Regions from separate parts of the Homo sapiens genome. Here regions 1 and 2 are each linked to region 3. Evidence: read pairs that join two places in POLR2A ChIA-PET (ENCODE). Cell type or tissue: MCF 10A. All regions are shown on one strand. Links, peaks and the distances in the headings refer to the core of each region. The heading gives the core; the rest is flanking DNA.

What was found. Peaks named below come from ENCODE experiments on the same cell type or tissue, not always from the same donor. Only the 100,000 strongest peaks of a DNase experiment are listed, where the experiment ranks them.
Region 1: POLR2A ChIA-PET joins it to region 3 with 10 read pairs; 2 of 35 experiments call an interaction of 5 or more read pairs at or near these places.
Region 2: POLR2A ChIA-PET joins it to region 3 with 26 read pairs; 2 of 35 experiments call an interaction of 5 or more read pairs at or near these places.

The regions. Positions count from the first base shown.
Region 1 is chr9:91,174,656-91,182,644 of GRCh38, forward strand. It overlaps LINC00484 (long intergenic non-protein coding RNA 484), which reads left to right. Exons shown (of 3, transcript NR_135306.1): 3 at 7,814-7,989. Among named protein-coding and RNA genes, the nearest start is that of LINC02937, 15 kb to the left of the region's middle. In MCF 10A, for the core only: no CTCF peak of the experiment used is centred there; a DNase peak (open chromatin) is centred at 3,596.
Region 2 is chr9:90,916,590-90,924,578 of GRCh38, forward strand. No RefSeq gene overlaps it. Among named protein-coding and RNA genes, the nearest start is that of LINC02957, 76 kb to the right of the region's middle. RefSeq lists a silencer at 4,745-4,907 and an enhancer at 7,596-7,645. In MCF 10A, for the core only: no CTCF peak of the experiment used is centred there; a DNase peak (open chromatin) is centred at 4,742.
Region 3 is chr9:90,996,760-91,004,748 of GRCh38, forward strand. It overlaps LINC02957 (long intergenic non-protein coding RNA 2957), which reads left to right and starts at 279. Exons shown (of 4, transcript NR_184139.1): 1 at 279-361; 2 at 887-1,058; 3 at 4,011-4,081; 4 at 4,760-5,142. RefSeq lists enhancers at 3,611-4,810, 6,059-6,616. In MCF 10A, for the core only: no CTCF peak of the experiment used is centred there; DNase peaks (open chromatin) are centred at 2,072, 3,432 and 4,522.

The sequences.
Region 1 (7,989 bases), core at 1,718-6,717, 180 kb after region 3:
TTTGAAATAGCACAAAGTAGGTTCACTGACTACAGCAGAATTAAATTAGAAATAATAACAGATCAAGGAAATACCCCAATATTTGGAAATTAACCTGCACACTTCTAAACAATGCACATTTCAAAAAAAAATCCCAAAGAATTTTAAAAATATTTCTAATTGACAGATATGTAAAAATACAATAAATATATCAAAATGTATGGGATGCGTTAAAGCAGTGTGAGGAGGAAAATTTACACTTTTAAAGGCTTATGTCAGAAAAGAGGAAACATGTGACCTCAGAGACGGAACAGTTCACCTCAAAAAGCTAAAAAAAGAAGAGCAAAGTAAACCCAAAGAAGACGGAAGGAGCAGAAGTCAACAAGAGAGAAAACAAATGTTAGAAAAAGATTACACAGCTTCCCTCGCTGTGATCTACTGAAAATCGCCCTCAACACAAGGGATTGTAAAGAAACAAAGTGAAAAAAAAAATCTTTTTTAAAAAAGAAAAAGATTACAAAGCTAAATCGTAGTTCTTTAAAAGCAACAAAATAAAGTCATAACTAGTTAATAAGAAAAAATTATTAATAGAGCACAAATGACAAATATCAGAAATGAAACACTGGTTACCACTTCAGATATTAAAAGAATAATAAGCTGATTTTGTGAACAACTTTATAGCAATCAATTTGGCAACTTAATGAACTGAACAAATTTCCTGAGAAGTACGATCTACCAAAATTTACACAAGATGAAAGGGAAAATATGAATAATCCTGTATCCATGAAAGAAATTGAATTTGTCATCATTAACCTTCCCACCAAGGAAACCAGCCCAGATTGTTTCACAAGTGAATTCCATCAAACGTTCAAAGACATAATAGCACCAAATGTACACAGACTCTTCCAGGAAATAGAGGAAGAGGGAACACATCCATGTTTCATGGGACCAGCATAACCTCGCATCAAAAGATAACAAAACATTAACCCCCTCCACTCCACTAAAAAGAACTTTTTTACAACACTAAAGTTAACAAATTAATACTTTTATGAGAGTTGCAAAGTGTATGCAGGCTCCATTGTGGAAGAAATGGCTCATTTAAGCCAATGAGAACCAAAATCAGCTCCCAACTTAATAATGTTAAACTCCATTCCACGATGTATTTTTAAGAGCTTGCCAAATTTGGTAATAAATTAATTTTTAAAAGGAAAGAAAAGCTAAATCTAGACAAAGAAACACAGAAAACCAAATTATCGGTTTGGAAGATATTCAAATATATTAACTAGGACCCTGGGAAAACCATGTATGTTGGGAAGGGATTTGTAGGTGAAGAAGGATGTAGAAAAATTCAAGAAGAGCCTGGTGATGTGGCTCACACCTGCAATTCCAGCACTTTGGGAGGCTAAAGCGGGAGGATCACTTGAGGTTGGGAGTTTGAGACCAGCCTGGCCAACATGGTGAAACTCTTGTCTCTACTAAAAATACAAAAATTAGCCAGGTGTGGTGACTCATGCCTGTAATCCCAGCTACTCGGGAGGCTGAGGCATAAGAATCGCTTGAATTCGGGAGGTGGAGGTTGCAGTGAGCCAGGAGGCAGAGGCTGCAGTGAGGCAAGATCGCACCACTGCACTCCAGCATGGGCAACAGACTGAGGCTTTGTCTCAAAAAAAGAAAAGAAAAATACAAGAAGGAAAATGGGCTTCTGCCATTTTCGGTGGCATGTTGTACAGAATTTGACAAGCATGTCCAGGTGAAATCTTTGAAGAAGGCACTGCAGTTTCTGTGTTGGCGGACGTCCTCATTTTTGTTTCCACCCTGTAGCTAAGTGGCCATCCTGCTCAGAATATCTGTGACAGTTGGATTAGGACATATTTAGTGATTAGGAATCAGCATGTTACATGGTGTATAAAAGTCAGGCCCAAGAAAGACTCTGACCACCTGAACATCGGCAAGCTCACGTGACGCCCAAGAGTCAAGACTGCGGAGCGGTGGACAGAAGAACTGCATCAGGAGCCCCTAAAAGGCTGGCTCACAGGGGCTGTAGAAGAGCCACCATGACAGTGTTCTGGCTGAAGATCAGGCTGCATGGTCTGACAAAGGACTTTCTGGCTGGCAGTTTGACAGCACCTGTGGTTTATTTAAAAAAATAATAATAATAACAGCCGGGTGTGGTGCCTCACACCTGTAATCCCAGCACTTTGGGAGGCCGAGGCAGATGGATCACCTGAGGTCAGGAGTTCGAGACCAGCCTGGCCAACATAGTGAAACCCCGTCTCTACAAAAATACAAAAATCAGCCAGGCGTGGTGGCGCACACCTGTAATCCCAGGTACTTGGGAGGCTGAGGCAGGAGAATTGCTTGAACCTGGGAGGTGGAGGTTGCAGTGAGCCAAGATTCCATCACTGCACTCCAGCCTGGGCGACAGAGGGGAGACTCTGTCTGTCAAACAAAAAGAACAATAAGAAGGTTGTTTATGGCTGAAATAGGAACACACAGAGAATCTAGGGTATGGGGCTGCCAGCTCTCTCCCAGTAGAGTCCGTGGACCAGGTCACTTGTGAGCTGCTGGTTTCTGCCCCATGATGAGATAACAGAGTGCAAGGAAGTGTACGTGTTCAGAACTCTCACGGCAATTTGACAGGACTGTGGCATCAAAGTGTGTGCCTGTGTTTCAGTAATCCATGTCCTCTGTGTTTTACAAAAGCACTGGCCCAAGACAGATTGGGGAAAAACTACAAAAAATTGCTCCTTCCCTACAGGCTGTTCCAGGACAGCAGCTCTGGAGTGTGGCTTGGCGGTCATTTCTGGGGGAAGCTGCAGACAATTAGCCACAGATGATACTTAGGGTCTCAGACCCCACAGTTGATGCTTAAAATAGATGTTAATGACTTCAGAGATGTCCCTAAGCTTATCTGATTCATACCCTCTCATTTCCAATGTGTTTTCTGAGGGAAAAAGAAGGGTTTTCGGTCAGTGTGCCAGGAGATCCAAAATCCAGGGCATCCCTGGGTAGCCTGACCTGCTGGGACAATGAAAAGGTGGAGAGAGGACTCCCAGGGACGGCAATGAGGAAACAGGGCTGCCACGGCCCACAGGCCTGGGTGTGATCTTGCTGCAGAGCCAGGAAGCTCCTTGCAGCGGTGAATGTGGTGGCGGTGCTGGCCGGGCACCGTGGCTGTGCCTGGCAGGCCTGCTGAGGGCACAGGGATTCATCGCGCTTGGCTCAGAAGCTTCGTTTTTCTGAGACAGCTCCCAGCTTCACTCAAACGTGGTTACCTACAGATGCAAACTGGAAACGATGCACTGTTTGTTCCCTTGCAATCTCTACGGTGAGCAGGCAGGAGCCCCAGCCAGAGTCCTGTGGTCACACACCCACTGGTGGTCAGGTAAATTTTCTGTTTCCCAGAAGGTTTTATTTTACAGAGTTAACAGACTGTGGCCTGCTTCCATTGCTCTGAAACACGCCAACTCCAGTTTCCCCACCTTTGTGAGGACGATCAAAAACCCAGAGAACGGCAGTGTTAAGATTTGATTTCATGATAAGCCCATCTTGTGGCAAGTTGAGTCTGGCTCTGGAAGGTGTGTTTGCCAGGAAACAAGCTGTGTATTATTTCTGTGGTTTGGCAAGGGAAACTCTGAGCTGGATGGATTTGGGAACCAGGGGAAACATAGCTCAGGCCATGAGAAGTCTGGATGAACAGGAAAACAGAGGAGGGGTCCCAGGTATTGCACAGCTCAGAGAGACAACGCCCCAGCGCCAGAACTCAGCAGCCAGCAGGGGTGTGGGCAGCACTGGGGTGTGGCTGGAAACTTCGGACACCACCCACACGGCCCACAGTGCCAAGCCCTGCTGCCTGGCCCTGCCCACAGAACCCCCCCATCCTTCTCAGCTGTGGGCTAAACACCCCCAGGATGGAAATGGCTGGGCTGTCCAGGGTGTGGAGTGAGCAGAGGCGCACAGGCAGCCTGCCTATGTGGGCCTGTGTTGGTGGGGCCCCACGTGTGGACATGCCCCGCCTGACACCAGGACTTGCCCGTGAGCCTCCCTCATCCCCAGCAGGCCTTGCTGGGACTCCTGTCTGGGGCTCAGTCCCGCTCTGGGGACATTTTAGGAGAGGCAGGTGAGTTCCTGCTGCTCCCAGGGGCCAGTCCCAGGGGACCTCATCTGTGACAGAGGATACCTCATTTATGACAGAAGACGAATTGTTGGGCACAGCCCAAGGCCTACGGAGAGCAAGGTAGGGTTGTGTCAGAGTTGCCCTGAAACCAACATCTTGTAGGTAAAGTTACTGAGGTTTGTCAAGTTGCACAGCATGGAGTAAGCCGCAGAGTGGAGGACAGGAGGTCACTCTGTGGTTCCCGGGCATCTCATACCACCTGGTGCCATCTGGAAACAAGTGTATTCACCTGCAGTGGGGAGACCCCGCCTCCCCTGCCTCAGAGCAGCCAGCCCCTTTGTCTGCCACCTGGAGGTGTCACAGGCCTTCAGAGGAGAGGGCTGTGGGGCTGCAGGGAGTCATCAGGGTGGACAAAGAGGTGCACTTGTGCAGATGTGGGCCTCATGGAGCCGAGAAGGGAAAGACTTCCCTGCAGATGACCATACAATGAGCAGGCAAGAAAGAGGACCGGAAGGCGTGAGCTGAACCCGCAGCTGGCTGAGGAGCCAACACACACGTTTCCGAGGGATCCAGGCTTAGGCTGGTGGCTCTTACGATCCCAACATCGGCTCCATTCGCCCCGGTCTGTTCATTCTACTTCCACCGAGATCATGTGCATCCCATCAGGGCATCCTCCCTTACCTTCTATGCCGCCAGTGCCCCACAGCACCCCCATGCTGTGTGCCCAAGCTCTGCACGGTTAGGTGGGGACACCCTTGCAACGCACAAGGTCGGCCTTCCCATCCCACCATTGCTGCCTGCCCTGTGTCCCTGGCTCCTGCCAACCTGGTGGGTTTGCAATTCCCCACAGGGACCCACACTTCCTGGAGAGAGTAGCCACACTCGGACCTGCCCAGTGCAGAGCCGGGCCAGGCTGGAAACAGGTCGGGGCTGACTCACTGGCCCAGAGTGGGCCACAGGTGCTGGGCACTGCTCTCTCTGCCTGCAAATCCTATCTTTTACACCCCTGCCCAGAGAAACATTCTGTGTCTCTCCACGTACCAGGATGACAGCGGCCCCCAAATATGTTCATATCCTAATCCCCAGAACCCGTGGGTGTGACCTTACATGGCAAACAGGACTCTGCAGATGTGATGAAGACCAGAATTATTTGGGGGAGGAGGGCAATGTAGTCACAAGGGTCCTCCTGAGACAGTCCGAGCAGAAGAGAGCAGGAGGTGACTCACTGATGAACACAGACTGCAGCGATGCGCTTTGAAGACAGAGGAAGGAGACAAGAGCCAAGGAATGCAGGTGGCCCCCAGAAGCAGAAAGACAGCAAAGAAATGGATTCTCCCCTAGAGCCTCCAGAAAGAACCAGCCCTGCCCACCTTTGACTTTAACCCAGTCAGATTGGTTTTAGACTTCTAGCATCCAGAACAGTAAGAGAACAAAGCTGTGCTGTTCTAAGCCACCGAGTCAGTGGTCACTTGTTACTCAAACATCACCCATCAGCACCCTGGGGAAGTGCGCCTGGCTGTCCGAATGAGCAGCCCTCTCTCCAGGACAGCCCTGCACCCGTGTTGGGCCTGTGTCTGAAACTCCCTAGCTGCACAGGCCTGGTGCCAGCTCCATGAGGCTGGGGTGCCACTGTGAGTGGCTCCATCACTCAGTCAGCCCTCGCCACAGGCCTGCAAATGGCCACTGCATGCTGGTGCTGTGGACATCCATGGCTTGGTTCCATTTCAGGGAAAAGCCCCTGAGGACTTGGGGAATGCTTTCCTCCCTCAGCCACGCTATTCAGCGACCCCACTGGTGACCTGTCCAGGCTGAGCCCCCCCAAACACGCTGGCCCAGTGACTGCTGCCACCCCCCTTGGCCGGCTGCTTGGTCCAGAGGCAAGAGTCTCGGCCAAGGACAAGGCATCACAGTCCTTTCCTGGTATATTTCAAATAGGAACTGGGAACCAAGGGCCAGTCCCATTAACTTGAGTAAGAGGCAGACACCAGCCGGCACAGAGTGGGTCCCACTGCCTGGGCCCTTCCTGCACCTCTGCTCGCTGCTCTGCCCCAGCCCGGGCTCAGCAGGGACCGGCCTGGAGACCAGCCCCAGAGCGGGACCTCAGTGCATGGGTGCCGGGGAACAGTGGGGGCCTGACAGGGCTCCTCAGACCTTCCCGTGGAGGAAGGCAGGAAGGTGGGCTTCCCAGGAGCCGTGGGCAGGCAGGCACCCTTGGGCTTCCTTTTTCCCATCTGTGTAAGGAACTGCTCTAGGGCCATGAGACACTCTCTGCTGATCCTGTCCCATGGTCCTAGGGGCACTGTCTGCCCACCCACCCTGAGTGGCCTTGGTCACAGCTGCAGTGGGACACCAAGTGGGTCCATAGCCATTATGGACTCCCACACGCAGCGGCCACCATATGCTGTGGGGTCCTCATCTCAGGTGCCCACATTCAGATAAGATTTGGGATAGACCATAAATTCCACAAGGACAGGGATTTTTAAAAATTTGTGTTTACTGATGCCACTCAAAAGCCTATAATCAGTATAAGCCTGACACAGACAGGTGCTCAGGAAACAATTTTTGAATGAATGACTAGATGCTGAATTATTTGCTTGGTAGGATGAGGATGGGCATTTCCAACATATTGCAACTGGAAACAGTGTTCCACGTTTAGAACTCCTCTTCGCCTCATGAGCTAATTTGGCACATTACTGGTCTGAGTGAGCTGTGGGTTGTCTGTACAGTTTTTGTTTGTAGCAAAGCTATAAAACAAACTGTGCAGGCCAAGAATAGATTGACATTGTTCACGATGGTGCTTACAGGCTGCGCAAGATGTATTAGAAGTCTTTGCATAAATAATAATTACAGAAATCCAAATTAATGAGAGAGCATTTCTCAATGATCCGATTGGTAGAGTCCAGCATCCACGTGCACTCCTGACCAGGACGTAGAGAGAGGCCCTCCAGGAGGTGTGCAAAGTGGCGTGGATTTGGGACAGCGATTTGACAGTATCTGAGAAAGTTAAAACTCTGCATCCCCAACACACAGCAAGCCCTGCAGCGGTAAGTCTGGGTCACAGTGAAGGCTCAGGACAACCCCAACCATCCAGGGAGGAACAGCTAATAAGAATGGCACCCTTGCTGGAAAGTGTATGGTTGCTGACTGGAAGAAATATCCATGACATGTTGTGATGTGTGTGCAGCTGCAGACCTCTACGTAGAGTAAGTACGTTATTGTTTGTGGAAAAAAGTATGTGTGTGTTCACAGGTATGTACATGTTTGTGTGTGTGTGCAAATGAGCACAAGCATTGACTTGTTGGAATGTGGGTGCATGGTGCGTGTGTTCCTGTTTGTGTCTATGCATGTGTGTGTGTGCATGTGTCTTTTGTAAGTACAGGAAGAAGTCAGGAGTCGTCATGGTAGTGAGGATAGCAGTACTGTGTCCTATCAGGGCCAGACACGGCACCTTTCAGATACTGTAGTCATGCACTTAATCCTCAACTGGGTTACCACTGTTATCTCCAATTCACAGATCAGGAAACTGAGGCAAGCGACCAACCTAAGTTGAATTCTGAAGTCAGGCAACTTGTGTCCAAAGTCCATGACCAGAATCTTTCTGTTTTGCCGCCATGCTCAAAATAGGAAAGGCAAGGTGAAGCGTGCTGTTAAACATTGTTAACTGGTGGGCACTATGGGTGTTTTTTACTTTTTTCTTTTTGTATTTTTATCTTTCAGGCGATTACTTTAAAACATGAAAGAAATTGCACCTTTTCCTTAAGGGCAAGATGGTGCTGTGGGCTTTCCTCTCTCCTGATGAGATGATGCAAATGGACTCCATAGAGAAACGCTGCCCGTGTAACAATGCAGTTACGCAACCCGGTGCATGACACATGAATTGCAGCGCACCTGAG
Region 2 (7,989 bases), core at 1,718-6,717, 80 kb before region 3:
GATGGTGTTGTTTGTCCCATAGCCACGACTCACTGGTCCGGGAATCAGGCAGTGGAAATGGGAGATACACCACTCACCATCACCCCTAGTGAGCCACTGGCAACATTTTTGCTTCCTGTTCCCACAACTTTATGCCCTGCTAGCCTAAATGTCTTAGCTCCAGAGGGAAGAATGCTTCCACCAGGAGATGCAACAATGATTCCATAATTTCTACAACTTCCACAACTTCCAACTGGAAATGAAGACTGTCATCCAGCCATTGTGGGCTCTTCGTGTCTCTGAGTCAACAGGCCAAGAAGAGAATGATATTGCTGGCTGGGGTGATTGATCTTGACTATCAAAGGGAAATTGGATTGCTGCTCCACAATGGAAGTAAGGAAGAGTATGTCTAGAACATAGGAAATTCCTTAGGGCGTCTCTTAGTATTACTATGCCTTGTGATTAAGCTCAATGGAAAATTCAGGAATGAAGGTTTGGGTCACTGCACCAGGTAAAAACTCATAACCACCTGAGGGGCTTGCTGAAGGCAAAGGGAATACAGAATGCGTCGGTGGAATAAAGTGGTTATAGATACTTACTGTGGCCATGTGACCAGTTACAGAAACCAGGACTGTAACTGTTATGAGTACTTTCTCCCTGTTTTGTTAAGAATACATTTGTGTGTATGCAAAGTAAGCAAATATCTTTTTTTCTTTCCTCTCTTATTCCCTTATCCTGTAACACACAATACATTGACTTTATATGAATACTTAAGTATTGTCAATCTTACATTATAGTATTTAAATTATGAGATATCAAGGAGAAGAGTAAACATCACCGAAGGCCCTTGCCTTCTCTTGTGGGGAAGGGATTAGTGAGTTTTGGGTTGTATGCAAGATAGGCAGATAGCATGACATTGGTATTGTCTTTATTTGAAGATTAGCATAGTTTAAGAAGATGCCTTTTGGTGTTAAGTTGACAAGAAGTGGACTTATGATGGTTAATTTTATGTGTCAACTTGCCTGGGCTAAGGAATGCCCAGATAGCTGGTAAAACGTTGTTTCTGTGTGTGTCTGTTAGGGCATTTTGTGAAGAGATGAGCATTTCCATCAGTAGACTAAGAAGATCCACTCTCACCAATGTGGGTAGGCACCATCCAATCTGCTGAGGGCCTGGATAGAGCCAAAGGGCAGAAGAAGGGCAAATCCGCTCTCTCTGCTTGAGCTGATATATCCATCTTCTGCCCTCGGACACTGGTGCTTCTGGTTCTAGAGCCTTTGGATTCTAACTGGGACTCACACCATCAGCTCGTCCGGTTATCAGGCCTTTGGACTAAGACTGAGTTACACCACCAGCCTTCCTGGGTCTCCAACCTGCAGATGGCAGATCATGGGACTTCTCCACCTCCATAAACATATGAGCCAATTCCTATAATGTCTCACATATCTATATATGTCCTATTGGTTCTGATTCTAGAGCAGAAGACACACAACCTTCTAGATCTGTAGGGCTCCTTATGAATCATGAGATCCCCAGAACAGCTGCAAAATTAAACAAATTCAGCGAAACAAAAATTAGCTGTTTTGCAGATAATTACTGCTTTTACCTTTAACTTTCAGTTTTGTCATGATGTAGACATCACTGGAGACGCTGGAGCTGAAGTTCGGGCCACGGTTGTCAAAGGAGAGTAGGATAGGCTGGGGAGGGAGGCACAGCAAACCTTCATGGTCTCCATATTATACCCAGTGGATTTTCAGATGCTCCAGGAAGGTGGACTATGTCCATGGATTCCAGAGCACCTCAATTTGAGGATCTTTTAAAAATGCTTTTTTACTGTCTGTGTGAAACTGAGCAAGTTGCTCAACCTCTCTGAGCTTTGGTTTCCTCTTCTGCACAAGATATTGATGATGATAATAATAATACTGACCTTCTATAATATTTGCACATCACTTTGCCTCTATAAGTAATAACTCTTAGCAGCCACCATTTTTCCATGGCCTTTTGCAATGCGCAGGGTGTGAAATCTTCCTAGACAGAAGCCCGATATGGATTCTTCAGGACATGGGTTCTGTATAACCAAAGCACCCAGATATGTGAGGGTAGGACTTAGTGGCCAGATGACCTGAGCCTCCTACTGTGCCTTCCGTACCACCTGAGCCACAGTTACCGCATGTGCGTAGTTCACTGTGGGGGTATGAAACCAGCCATGTCACAGCCATCTGTGGCATGCACCTGTAATCCCAGCTATTCAGGAGGCTGAGGCAGGAGAATCGCTTGAACCCAAGAGGCAGAGGTTGCAGTCAGCCAAGATTGTGCCATTGCACTCCAGCCTGGGTGACAAAGCAACAGAGCGAGACTCCATCTCAAAAACAAACAAACAAACAAAAAGTCAGTGTTGATGACAGTTGATGACTGTCCTCCCTGCATAGGGTGCCCCTTCACTTGTAGCTATTTACCCTTCAGGAGTTGTGCTAGAAAGGCATGAGCTCTTTCTACCACGGAGGGCAGGCACTGCCCTGGGCCTGGAGTGTGGACTCCCACCTGGAACAGCCTCTGAGTGCCCAGCCCATGGTGACCCTGATTCTGGCAATGCCCTACAGTTACATGGCCCAGCCCAGGGGTCCCTGTGGATGGAGAGCCGTTTGCCACCCCCAGGTCCATCCTGGGAAGCCGGGGCTGTGTGAGTGTCCCTAGTACTTCAGCCTTGTTCTTATGTGATCTGCACGGAACCCGCTCCAGGCTTGCCATCACCCCCAGATGGCTGAGGACCACCTGTTCTCCTCAGCCAGGGCCAGGGCTGAGGTGAGAGAAGGGGACACTGGGGCGTAGCTTAAGGACACTCACTTGCCTCACCTGGCCTGGGCCTGCCATAGGGATCAACCCAGCCATGTGCTTTCTGCCCAGGAAGCCACACTGAGGAAAGAGACTGGAGGCAACCCAGCCTGGGTGCTCGTCCTTTGTTGCCCATACAATGGGCTTTCAGCTTCAGCCCTCTGTCGACCTCGCAGGGTGGGCTTAATGTGCTGTGCAGTAGGGTGAGACCCTCCGAGGCCGGAGTCTCTCCCCTGCCCCAAGACCATTTCAGCCTCTGCCGTGTTCTTGCATGGGTATTGTCAGTGGAAGAGAGAAAGCATTCCATGGTTGGTGACTTCTGGAAACCTCTGTGGACTTGCATTCCCTCCGTTGGAATGAAGCATCTTCAGGATGCACAGAATTTCGGCAGCACGGAAACCTGCTTGTGCTCATTTCTCCCGGCATGTCCTCCACGTCTTTGACTCCTCACAAGGCGGCTGTACAGGCACTTTCCCATGCCAGGCCTCACTGTTGGCCTGGCATGGGCTCCCACTCAGCCCGTGCTGTTCCAGCGAGTCCTTCCTGGGGCCTGAAACCTTAGCCCATGGCTCCTTCCCCACATAGTTTTCCCTCTTTCTATGGCTGACGACCTCTCCCTCGGGCCCCAGAACATGACGTCCCCACTACTTTGAGGCTGCCAAGCTCTCGGGAAACGGGTCGCTCTGTTCCTCTCTTGGGCCTCCCACAGCCCTGGAACAGTCTGGGTGCCCTGGGAGGGACCCAGCCAGCCTCTCCTTGCTGGCTGGACTGTGTCCAAGCATTGTGCTCCATGCATCCCCTCCTGGACAGCCTTGGCTGCCGTGCTCATCAGCGCTTCTACCAGGGCAGTAAAGGAGAAGGACAGCAGGCAGAGCTGCACTCTCTGCATTGGCCCCCAACTCCTAATGCCGGCATGAGTTGGCTTGGCCAAAATGAATTGTTTGGATGATTTTTCTGTATTTGAAGAGCCAAGGAAAAAGTTTCCATTTTGTGTCTGTGTGTGTGTCCGTATATACGTCTGCATGTATGTCTGCGTGTATGTCTGTATGTGTGTCTGTGTGTCTAAGTGTCCCTTTATGGGTCTGTGTGTGTATGTACATGTGTATGTCCATGTCTATGTGTATCTGCGTGTATCTGTGTGTCTGTATGTACATGTGTGTCTGTATGAGTCTGTGTGTCTGCATGTATCTGTGTCTGTGTGTCTATATATACATGTGTGTCTTATGAGTCTGTGTCTGCATGTATCTGTATCTGTGTGTCTGTGTGTCTTACATACATGTGTGTCTGTATGAGTCTGTGTATCTGTATGTATCTATGTGTCTGTATGCCCATGTGTATCTTATGAGTCTGTGTGTCTGCATGTGTCTGTGTGTCTGTGTGTCTGTATGTACATGTATGGCTGTATGAGTCTGTGTATCTATGTACCTGTGTGTCTGTGTGTCTGTATGTACATGTGTATCTGTATGAGTCTTTGTATCTGTATGTATCTGTGTGTCTGTTTATATGTACATGTGTGTCTGTATGAGTCTGTGTATCTGTGTGTATCTGGGTATCTGTGTGTCTGTGTGTACTTGTGTGTCTTATGAGTCTGTGTGTCTGCATGTATCTGTGTGTCTGTATGTACATGTGTGTCTTATGAGTCTGTGTGTCTGCATGTATCTGTATGTCTGTGTGTGTCTGCATGTGTTGTGTCTCAGCGCACAAACCCGCAGCACACAGAGCTGGCCCTGCCCATCCACTGACACAGGAAACCTGAGCCTCGAAAGCAGCCCATGGCGCACCTCAGTGCTGGTGCACTCACCCTCTTCAGCCTCCTGGTTCTTCCACGGAGCCCAGCTCTGGAGCAGCAGAGCTCAGGGACACTGTGTTCCTCCTGTCCTCACATGCTGCAGCCCACCACCTTGCCAAGCTGTGTCTGGGCACGTTTCTGGAACCTGGCTTGGCTCCAGCACTGGCCCTGCCAGCTCTGTGCAGACAAGCTCCCAGGAGACGCCCTGGGATTTCACAATGAGCCTCGTGTGCCCAGTCTACCCCTGCCCCCCAGCTGCTGTCCGCTGCACCTTCCTTTGGTTTCCAGACCAGGTCAAGACATGGGATGAGCCTGCTCAGAAGGGATGAGCCTGCTCAGAAGCCCTGGGCCACACACAAGCCCTGGCCAGCCACAGTCGGTGCCCTATGCTCAAAGAGCCACAGCGCTCTTGACCCAGCTCCACATTGCTGGCCGCAGGCACTTCATTTCTTGTAAATTAACCCTTCTTTCTCTCTGGAAACTTCAAAAACTTCTCTTTACCTTTGAAGTTCCAAAATAAATCTTTTTAAAATGCATTCTGCCATGCGTTGGTGGGCCCTTTTAAATAGGACTGGCTATCTGGTCTGCAGAACCTGGTGCTAAACTAAAATGTGGAAGTCCTGTTCAAAAAGCAAGAAAAAGGCATAACAATACTAAAATATACAGCTTTTTCCTCTCTTCCAGAGTCTCTTTCTTGATGTGCTGCATTTTTCATGTTATTTAATGTCATTCCAAGTTAAAATTTTAAAGTATTAGCATGAATTTTATCATTTGTGCAATGCTAGTTTTAAATGCAAATACAAAAGTGTTTAACTCACATGAGGAATCACTGAAATTATGGTTTGTGTTATGTGGCTCGAGCATGCATGTGTATTTCATTTCTACCATAACAGCGACAATGCTGCTGAAAAGTAGCTCAACTGTTTGTATTTTACTTCTTGCTACATGCACGTGCGCCAGCACCCTCTTATCTTCAGCTGACTAATGAGGGAGAAAGCACTGAAGGACAGGAACTCTGGGTTGCCCTGTCCTCATCTTTCCTCGTATGTCATCATTTTCAAAGTTCGTGGTTGTCGAATACTGGAAGTAGCCCAGGTAAGAAGGGATGGGATAGGATGCCTTCATTGTTCTGTTTCTTAGAAGGCCTTTGCCTTCTTTAGGCATTTGAAACAAGTTCTGGTTCCAACAGATCGTGTGTGGCTTTGTACGGCTTCCATATGCCCCTCCTTCTGTGGTAGAGCACGATTACCTTCTACTCGCCTTCAGTGTCGCTGAACTGCACCGGAATCCACTGGAATTCTGTATGCATGGGCCTTGGGAGCGTGAATGGAGCAGCAAGGAACGGGGACACATATATCACCTGTGTCTCTGCACATGCACACGGTTTGTGGCTCCGTCGGACTTCACTTACAAAACCCAAGTTCAAAGATCAAATTATGAAGCATTTCAAGATGGCAACAGATGAGAATCAGACAAGCATAGAGTCCTTCTGAGCTTAGAGCCTTACGTGACCACAAGGGCCACATATCCAGGAAGCTGGCCCTGCTTTTGAACTGGAAAAGTTCTGATCAATTTTCTTCTATCAGTTATTTAATTATTTTCCTCCCTCAAGTCTCTCTGTTCTCTCCTCCTGGAACTCCTAGTAAATACATAAAGAAACGTCTAGCTCCCGCTCGTGTCAATTGTCTCTTACTTGGATTTCTTTGTCCCCATGAATGACATTCTACAAGAACCCCTTGGTCTTTCAGTTCACTAATTTATTCTTCAATCACGTCTGTTTTGCTAGGTTTCATTAACAATCATCTTTTAAATTTCAAAGTTTTATAGTTCTTTTTTGTAACAGCCTCTTCTTGTTTCAAGGATAGTTTACATTCTCTAATCTTCTCAAACATGTTAAATATGATCACCTTTAAAACTTTAAACTGCTGTGTTTAGCTGTTTCCTTGAGCAGGGAGAGTTCCGTTTGTTGAAGTTGAATGCCACTGTTTCGTAGCATTCATTTTGCTGACATGTTTGACAGCTCTCATCTATCTGATTATCTTCCTCTTTGAGAATCCCTGACCAGTCATGTTTCTCCCTGCTCAAGTGAAATAAAGGCCTCAAATAGATCAGTGGTTTTCAACTCTTTTTAGCATAGATAAATGTTGTAAAATAAAATTTTATTTGTGGAAATACAGTGTGTAAATCCACAGTGGAAAGGCAATAATTGAGGCAGAGATGCCCTGCAACCCTAGAGGTGCCCGCTTGGACCCTTGGTGTTCCCTCTGCAGCCTCACCACACAGTGGGCCTTCTCTGTGATTGCTGGGCTGAGCGATCCTGGATCCTCACAGCCCATGTCTCAACAGTTAATGAACCAGGTGATCTGCACATGTATTTCAAGCTCCTGTATTATCCCTGATGAGGATATCTAGATTTGAACTTCTTTGAAATTCCTTCCTAAATATTTATTTTGTCATGTTTCTACATATGGAAGGGTCCTCATGGCAGATAGACTCACAGGGACTTACACACTACCACACTCTTTAATGGGAACAGACCTCCTATTACTGACTTCTTGACAAAGTCTTGAAAAAGAATGAAAATGAGGATGCAAGTCACCAGGGAAGGCAGAGGAATATTTCTTTTATTTAAGCGGACTTGCTGATTTCAAAAGAACCATTTCCAGAAAAGACTGGGCTAAGCTCCAATCTTGGCCTCCGTATATAATGCAAAAGTAGATGCTATAAACTAGTAAATTCATGGCATTCGATCATAAAAAAGAAGAAGAGATGCATTTTCTGTTAGACCCTGAGGCTGTACTTTCCCAACCGCTGTGTAGAGCAAACACCAGGTGGGGAGATGGCTTTGTGGACATGCAATCCAGTTTCTAATCCAGAAATAGGTCAGAGCACCAATGTGAAAATACCTGTTGTTTTTAAATAGGTCTGTGTGTCTCAGTGTGTGTGTGTGTGTGTGTGTGTGTGTGTGTGTGTTTTCCTTAAGGGCACTTGAGATGCCGCAAAGAAATGAGGAAGTGGAAGTTTTGAATTGGTTTTTCTTCTTTTGTCTAGGGATGATTTTTTTTTAAGAGTTTCTAAGAGGTAATTGAGTTTCTTCCTCAGGAACAGTCAGTTTTTCATGAATCAAATGTATCAGTAATAATTTTTTAAATGCTGGATTATAACTTTTGAAAGTTTGCAAGTTGGGAGCATATTTCCTTGGCTCTGCGACATTCCCTCCTCTTCCTGGGGTTCTCTCCTCCTAGGACCCTGGGACCAAGCACTGCCCTTCAGGTCTTTGATCTCTCTGATCTCATAAACTTTGCTCTCCTTGTCCTTTTGAATACCTTCTAGAAGAATCCCTGGATCCTCCTCGTCAAAAGTCCACATGCTCTTGGGGGTTACCATTG
Region 3 (7,989 bases), core at 1,885-6,884:
AGTGAGAAGGCACCAAAATAGGCCAATGCCCATTCTTGTATGGAAATATTTCATTCCATAAATGACAGGCCTTTCCATCCACCCCTATATGGTTTGGCTGTGTCCCCACTCAAATATCATCTTGAACTGTAGCTCCCACAATTCCCATGTGTTGTGGGAGGAACTCAGTGGGAGATAATTGAATCATGGGGGTGGTTTTCCCCATACTGTTCTCGTGGTAGTGAATAAGTCTCAGGAGATCTGGTGGTTTTATAAGGGGAAACCTCTTTCACTTGGATCTCATTCTGCCTTGCCTGCCACCATGTAAGATGTCCCTTGCTCTTCCACCATGATTGTGAGGCCTCTCCAGCCATGTGAAACTGTGAGTCCATTAAACTTCTTTCCTTTATAAATTACTAAGTCTTGGGTATATTTTTATTAGCAGCATGAAAACAGACTAATACACACCCCTTCTCCAAAACCACATCCACCCTCCAAACTGCATGTGTTTGTCAAGGTAAATGGTGTGTGTGTGTATGTATGTGTGTATATATATATATATACATATACGTATATATATATATACGTATATATATATATATATATATATACCTACATGCATATATATATATACATATATATTTATTGACTGAGAATTTAAGGTGTCTCAAACTATGGCAGAATTTTAATAAAGTTTATTATTTATTTTGTAATGAATTAATTACAAAATTATATAGCAGGTCCTGGAATAACATCATTTTATTTCAAAGTCATTTTGTTATAATGTTGAAGAGAAAAAAAAATGAATTCCCCCTGGTGGGGCCACCATCTGTGTGAACTTTGCACATTCTCTCTAGGTCTGTGTAGGTTTTTTCTGGCTACTCCTGTTTCCTCCCACATCCCAAAGGTGTGCCTATGAGGTGAACTGCCATGTCTACACATCCCAGTATGAGTGAGTGCAGGTGGTGTGCACGCGCCCTGCGATGGGAGTGTGTCCTATTCAGGGCTGGTTCCCGCCTTGCGCCCTAAGCTTTGGAGATAGGCTTCGGCCACCCTCAACCCTGAACTGGAATAAGCAGGTAAACAATTCTCTTACTTGTTTTTATTAATTTGTCTTAAATGTGTTATAGCTTTTATTTTAATGTTTAATATTACATTTATTTTATTGTTTTAATGTTTAATATTACAAGTGTTTGGGTCTTCATTTAGAAGTTTGGTGATGTTTTTGCTATCAGAAATATGCTACAGGAACTTAACTCTTGTGGATATCAATTAGCCTATAGGGAAATTGGTTTCTTTCTATGCAGTTTTGCTTACAGTCACTGTTTCCAAGAGCCTATGAACGTCATGAAAAACTTACTGTATAGGTGTTGGGTATTCTGTCACTAACCTCATTTCCCCACAAGCTCTGTTATTTTTATTATGCAAAATTCCATAGCAAGTGATTTTAGGAACACATTGCAGAAGAAATGACCATATATTGAATTTCATGTTATTTTATGAAGAATTATTTTCCTTTTGCTTCTCTATATTACTGTTAGGTATATGAATAATATATATGTTATATATGAACATATAGTCATACAAATGTATGTCACATATCTAGATCTGTTGTATTGTCCAGCAATTTCATAACTGGCTAGTAAAGGGGACCGTAAAAGACACATTTTTAAAGGAGGAAATTGGAAATAGAGCTGAGGAACCTCCACTCGGTGATTCCTGAGGTTACTGTACGTGGCAGCTAAACCACTCGGCTGGGATACAAGAGGTCCTGTATCGGTTATCTATGGCAGCCTAACAAATTCCCCTCACATTTAGCAGCTTAAAATAATGACTTTTTATCACCTGTCATAGTTCCTGTGGGTCAGGAATTCAGGCAGGGTGGCTTGTCGCCGCCTCATGGCGTCTGGAGTCTCCGCTGAGCCACTCGAAGCAGTAGCAGGGACCATCTGCAGGCACATAAACTGGAGAATCTAATCACCAAATGAAAAACAAAACAAACAAACTGGTGGGTGTGGCAGTCCACACAGGCTTCCGGTTTTTGGCTGGAACACCCACACATGACCTCTCCCTGCAGGCTGGGCTTCCTCACAATGAGGTGGCTGGAAGCCAAGGAAAAGCACCCAAGAAAGCCAGGTAGAAGCCATATTGCCTTTTACGGCCTAGCTTGGAAATCCCACAGCATCACTTTCCCTGTATTCTATTGGTCCAGGCAGTAATAGGGGTGTCCCCAGGTGTGAGGGTGAGACTCCCTCACACCTCTCAGTGGGGGCTAGCATTGCACTGTAGGAAGAGTCATGGGATGGAGTATATATTAGTGTGACCATCTTTGCAAATACAACGTGCTCTAGCCCCCAAGCAAGGGCTTTGGGTAAAACAACGGGTAGAAAGATGAAAAAGATGATATAGGTAAACTTAGAAAGAAACAAAACAAAACAGAACTTTGTAAGGGGATGCATAGAACTAAAGCAAGAGCAAAGCTGAATACTTCTGGAATATCATAGTGAATCGAAATCCCCTAGAATCTGTGATAAACACACACTGTTTATCTTGGAAGAAAAGAGTTTCGGGAATTTCTTTAAAAGTAACATTATGTATATTGCCTCACATGTGGACTTTATGCAAAACTCTCACTTGGCAATTTAGTTTTGGTGTGTTTCAGAAATAATCTCATTTGCTTTCATATCATGTAGAAAGAATGAAAGAAAAGCCAGTTTGTTTAGTCAGTAACTCTTGCTTTGGACTCAGAGGCCTGGGGGAAAAGAGAGTATGTATGTGCATATGTGTGTGTGTGTGAATGTGTGTGTGTATGAGTGCGTGTGTGTGGGTGCATGCAGAACAAAAGCAAATGCAATAAAATGAGAAGAGATGTGTGTCATTGTCCAGTTGCTTGCTTGTAATGTGAATAGCTTATGTTACTGGAGGGACTGATGCCAGGAGCAACGAAGCCAATTGCTTCCCATCCCATGATGGGATGGGAAAACACTGGCCACTTCAGTCCATGCCACTGTGTGGCACCCTACTTTTCCTTGGGTACTGAAACTTGGTGCCTGGAGTTTCATAGAAAACTTGAGGTATTCTAACCACAAAAGTAAAACATGCTTCTGCCTGCAGTGCCCAGTGGAATAGTATAGCCCGGGCAGGCCACCCGAGAGACCAACAGCCACACTGCGCATCCTACCCGAAGCCAGTAGGAAATGTTAGCCTTTGGAGCTCACTCAACACACAGTAGGCCTGTGATAAACCTTTGTGAATAGTGCATCAAGTTCCTAGCTGTCTTCCCTGAGCGGCAGAAACACAGGGCTGAAACACGTCCAGCCAGCCTGGGCCCACGTCTGCCAACAAGCCTAGGCGTGTGACGCTCGTAACAATTCTGCATTTTCTACACGGCACAATTACCATCAGTGCCAGAGTATGATAGAGAAGCCAAACAACTGCATTTGCAGATACCCTGAACTAACAAAACTTCATCCTCAAAACAGCTCGGTTCCTGTTTGCAATCATGAGTTTGCATAATCTGTTACCTGGAAGCAATACGAATTGCACAGCAGCTCTGGGAAATGAGCCGGGTAATTACATCTTCAGGAGCTGAGGACAAGATGTGACATTTTACCTACAGGGCACCAAACAAAGTCAACATGTTTAATTTTTATTCTGCTCCCACTGTCCTTCTGGCCTTTTGTTTGAAACTATCTTATGAAAATACAGCATTCAAACAGCCAGAAAGCCCTCAGAGAGACCACAAGAGAAATGATAACGAATTGTTTGTGAACAGCCCCATGGCCAGATTAGTTTTTATAAGATACAGCTTTTTCTACTACCCATCTTTGGCTCCCTCCATTATTTTTCAGCTTCCTGGGGTCCCATTTTCTGTTTGTTAGGGAAAGGTTTTTGTTTCATAGCTCTAATTGTGTGTAATGTCAAATAAATCCCAGAGGAGAGAACCACCATGTTGCCATCATCGTGTATAAATCGCGGGCCCACCATGAAAACCGTTTGGAAGTCTTACTCCCATTTTTTCGTCTTTCTAGAAAACCACATCTGGTCAGGAGCCCAGTGTGTCCCACTTGGACAAGAATAGAAATCTCTCTTCTGGAATATGGTAAACACAGATTTTGTTTCCAAGTTAACACATAATGTAGTTCTATCATGTTTACAGACAGTAAGTTCTCAATATCATATTAAATATAGATTCTGTGCCAAAAGAATAGGGATCAACCTGTCATCTCTATTTCCAGGAATTAGTCTTTTTTATTCCTCTAGTGGAAACCTTTGAGGAATTTGCTCATTTTCCCCCTAAAGCTGTGAAGAAAAGTTAAAGGTCAAATGGGAGAATAGAATGAAAGAAGAAGAAAACAGAAACTCAAAGAAACCTAGACTCTTGAATTTGAACTCATTTTTTTGCAAAATAATTGAATGAGTCAGTCCGAAATCATCAGAGGGCTCTCCACCTATTTCTCAATGAACTGAGAAGCATGGAGGATTCAGGGTGGGGCTAGGGAGGTGGAAACCCATGCTTTGATTCAGGGAGAGGTAATGCTTCTAAGCTTCATTAGGAACTGAATAATGGCAAGGTGCCCAGGGAGCATGCCTGGATTCTGGCTCCTTGCCCAACCCTCACCCTGCCCCAGGGCAAACTCAGAAAACCAAGTCAGATCATCATAATGACGTGCATGGCTGCTGTTACCTGAGACAGAAGCCATGATGTCATCTTGTCATAATTGACTTCAGGTTTGTCACTCTCAGATCTTCTCTGGTTGGAGCCAATGGTTTCTTTCAGACCTGAGATATCCTGATGAAGCAGACCACACCTGCCCTCAGAGATGACCTCATGAGGAAGCTGAGCTGCATAACAAACATCTCTGCTGCTCAGCCACCTCCACTCTTTTTCAACAGACCTTGGAGATAGCACAGCACCCACACCAAAAAATCAGGAAGCTCTCTTATCAGCAATCTTTCTGTACCTATGAAATCAGACATTCCAGCCATGGCAGAACCTCCTGAGTGGGCCAGAGCCTCAGAGTCAGGAAAAGCTGGGGCCTAATGATGTTTCAAATCAAATCACTCTGTAGGGGATTTTCCATTTAACATATTGTGATTGTGCAGTAACATTAGTCTTTGCCATTTAATTTATTAAATTTTAAAATCTTATAATATCCTCAACACCGTCTTTGTCTCGATTTATACATATAACATATACATTTTTATTACATATTACAAACAATTGATATATATGAAGAACTCTGTGTGTTTAAATGCCAATCACTGGTACACAGGCTCGAGGAATGTAATATCCAGGATTCAGTCTAGGAAACCAAAGTAATTCTAGGTACTTGATTGAAGAAGGTTTAATATTTGGAATTTAATGTTTTAAAAATTATTGAAGAGGCTGGGCACGGTGGCTCACACCTGTAATCCCAGCACTTTGGGAGGCTGAGGCTGCCAGGTCATGAGGTCAAGAGATCGAGATCTTCCTGGCCAACACAATGAAACCCCATCTCTACTAAAAATACAAAACTTAGCTAGGCATGGTGGTGCACACCTGTAGCCCCAGCTACTCGGGAGGCCGAGGCAGGAGAATCACTCGAACCCAGGAGACAGAGGTTGCAGTGAGCCAAGATCGTGCCACTGCATTTCCAGCCTGGGCGACAGAGCAAGACTCCATCCCAAAAAAAAAAAAAAAAATTATTGAAGAAGCAGGTTTTAGGCTGTGACTCTTCAAATGACCCTCAGAACAATGAGAACCGGCCAGTGGGGGAATTATTGCCTCTGAGGTCAACACTGGAGCCAGGCAGTCTAGGTTGGAAGCTCTAGGGACTAACACCCAAAACATCGAGATGTGACTGTCCCTGAGACTCAGGAAATCAAAGATAAACACTGGAAAAACTTAGAAGAAATCCATGACTCTCCTGAACCCACAGTGAAAGACAGAAGCTGTAGGGAGGCCCAGCTTCAGCCCTGGCTCACCTCTTGCTCCACATCAGGGGCCAGCAAACATGCACTAGAAAGGGCCAGAGAGTCCAGATTTGTGGCTTTGTGGGCCATAGACTCTCTGTCACAGCCACTCCACTCTGCCATTACAGTGTTGAAACAGCCAAAGTAATAAGTAAATGAATGAGTATTCTGTGCACCTGTTTACAAAAATAGACTTGGTCCCTGGGCCATAGTTAGCCAATCTTCACTCTAGTGAATCTAAATGACACTAATTGACCTCCAGAATCCTAGCTGCAAAGGAGTCTTGAAAATGTATTTTTTAGTTTTCTAATTAAATGCTCCTGAGACCATGAAGGAGTACCACATTCCTGTCTGATGAAAGCACATCCCTCCTGCTGCTTTCTATTTATTTGAATGTAGAGAAAGCGTTAGCCAATACAAAAGGTGCATACCAGGAGACAAGGGCTGTGTTGATTTGCTCCACCAAAAAAGCTACCTCTTGAAGAATGGCTACAGTTGTAGTCATATATTATTACACGTATGACAATTTATTGTCATTCTCCAAGAATCGCCTGTCCTCTGCATGAAGAGGACACGAGAGTCGCCTCCCCTGCATCTTGCAAGTTTCTGATGGTGCACCATCTTTGAAATTCACCAGATATGCTTGTTGATTTTGGTTTTATAGGGAAAGGTAGTTCCAGGGGTTTCCATGTGACCATTTCTACCAGAGGGACCCTAGCCCCACCCTCCACATTGATAAGGACATCAGTGTAGAGATTTGAGCAGTTGTCGAGTATTTCTATCTCAACTTTACATTCAGGAGCTAGAAAAATAACCACAAGATGGGCTCCCAGAGCCACTGGCCTACTGTGAAATAGACTTCGGCCAAAATTCTATTTCTCCCCTGACCATCTCACCTCCCACATCAATCTCCAATCTGGTTTGGATTCGTATCAGCCCAGAGCCTGTGCCTATGTATCCCTGAAAATCTGAGTTTCTCCCTTTCCCCTGTGCATGGCCACCCTAGTTAATGGCTTCAGGTAATTTCTTGGATGGTAGGAGGAAGATAGAGTATGCTCTTGTGGCAGTTTCTCTAGGGTCTGGGCTCAAGGGGAACAAACCACCTCTTCTCTCAGGGACTTTCCATAGTGTGTGCTCACTCAGATTCAGGAGTGTTAACTCAAGTGCTTTTCAGTTTATAGATCAGATAGGTTGTCTGTTGATTTCATGGACACCGTGACCCCACCCTGGAAACCTTTGGGCCCAACCATCCTGACCCACCACCATTGGCCCTGATGCTGGTCATGGTGGTCACTCTCATCTTGTCACTGACAGCAGAGTTAATTCTTCTGGAGTTAAGGCTTGTGAAGGAAAGTTAGAGGTCCAGGCCACCATCAGATGAATCCATCACTCAACTGACTATGACAGGAATATAAAGCTAGCTTTTACTTTTTTAATTTGTTAAATAAAAGAACTATGATTGTATTTAACACAGACTTCATGCTTGATTTCTTCTCCTATTTACATATGACTGATATCTATGAAAAACTGTGTTTTTGTTGTATTTCAGTGCTTATGGCAAACTCAAAATTTGGAATTTAAGTTGGCACTATTTGGGGTTTTGTCTCTTTGCTGGGACAGATGACAAAGCCAGCGGTAAATAGGCCTTATGAGGCATTTTCTGTCAACAGCCAGAACCAGAGTCCCTTGAAGAATCACAAATCTATTTAGCTGAAGATTTATGGTATCCTATCATGGAACCATTGTGATTTCCAACTCTGAGAAAGGCTGTAAGTCTCTGTGATTTGGAATGATTTATCTGCCACAGCCAGATTCCATAAGGCTCAATTCTGAAGAAGTGTGAAGCAGGGGAGGCGAGACCCGGGCCCAGAACCGGGTCTAGGGGAGACCCATGTCCGGGCGTGAGCCCCACTATGCCAGTGTCATTATTCCTCTGCAGAATGGGTTAGTACTGCCCGGGATGAGGATGGAGTTTGTCCCTGCAGGAAGGAATGCAGCTAACAGGAATGGCTTTGTGCTCCAGCACAAATGAGTTCAGCAAAAAAGCACAGACTC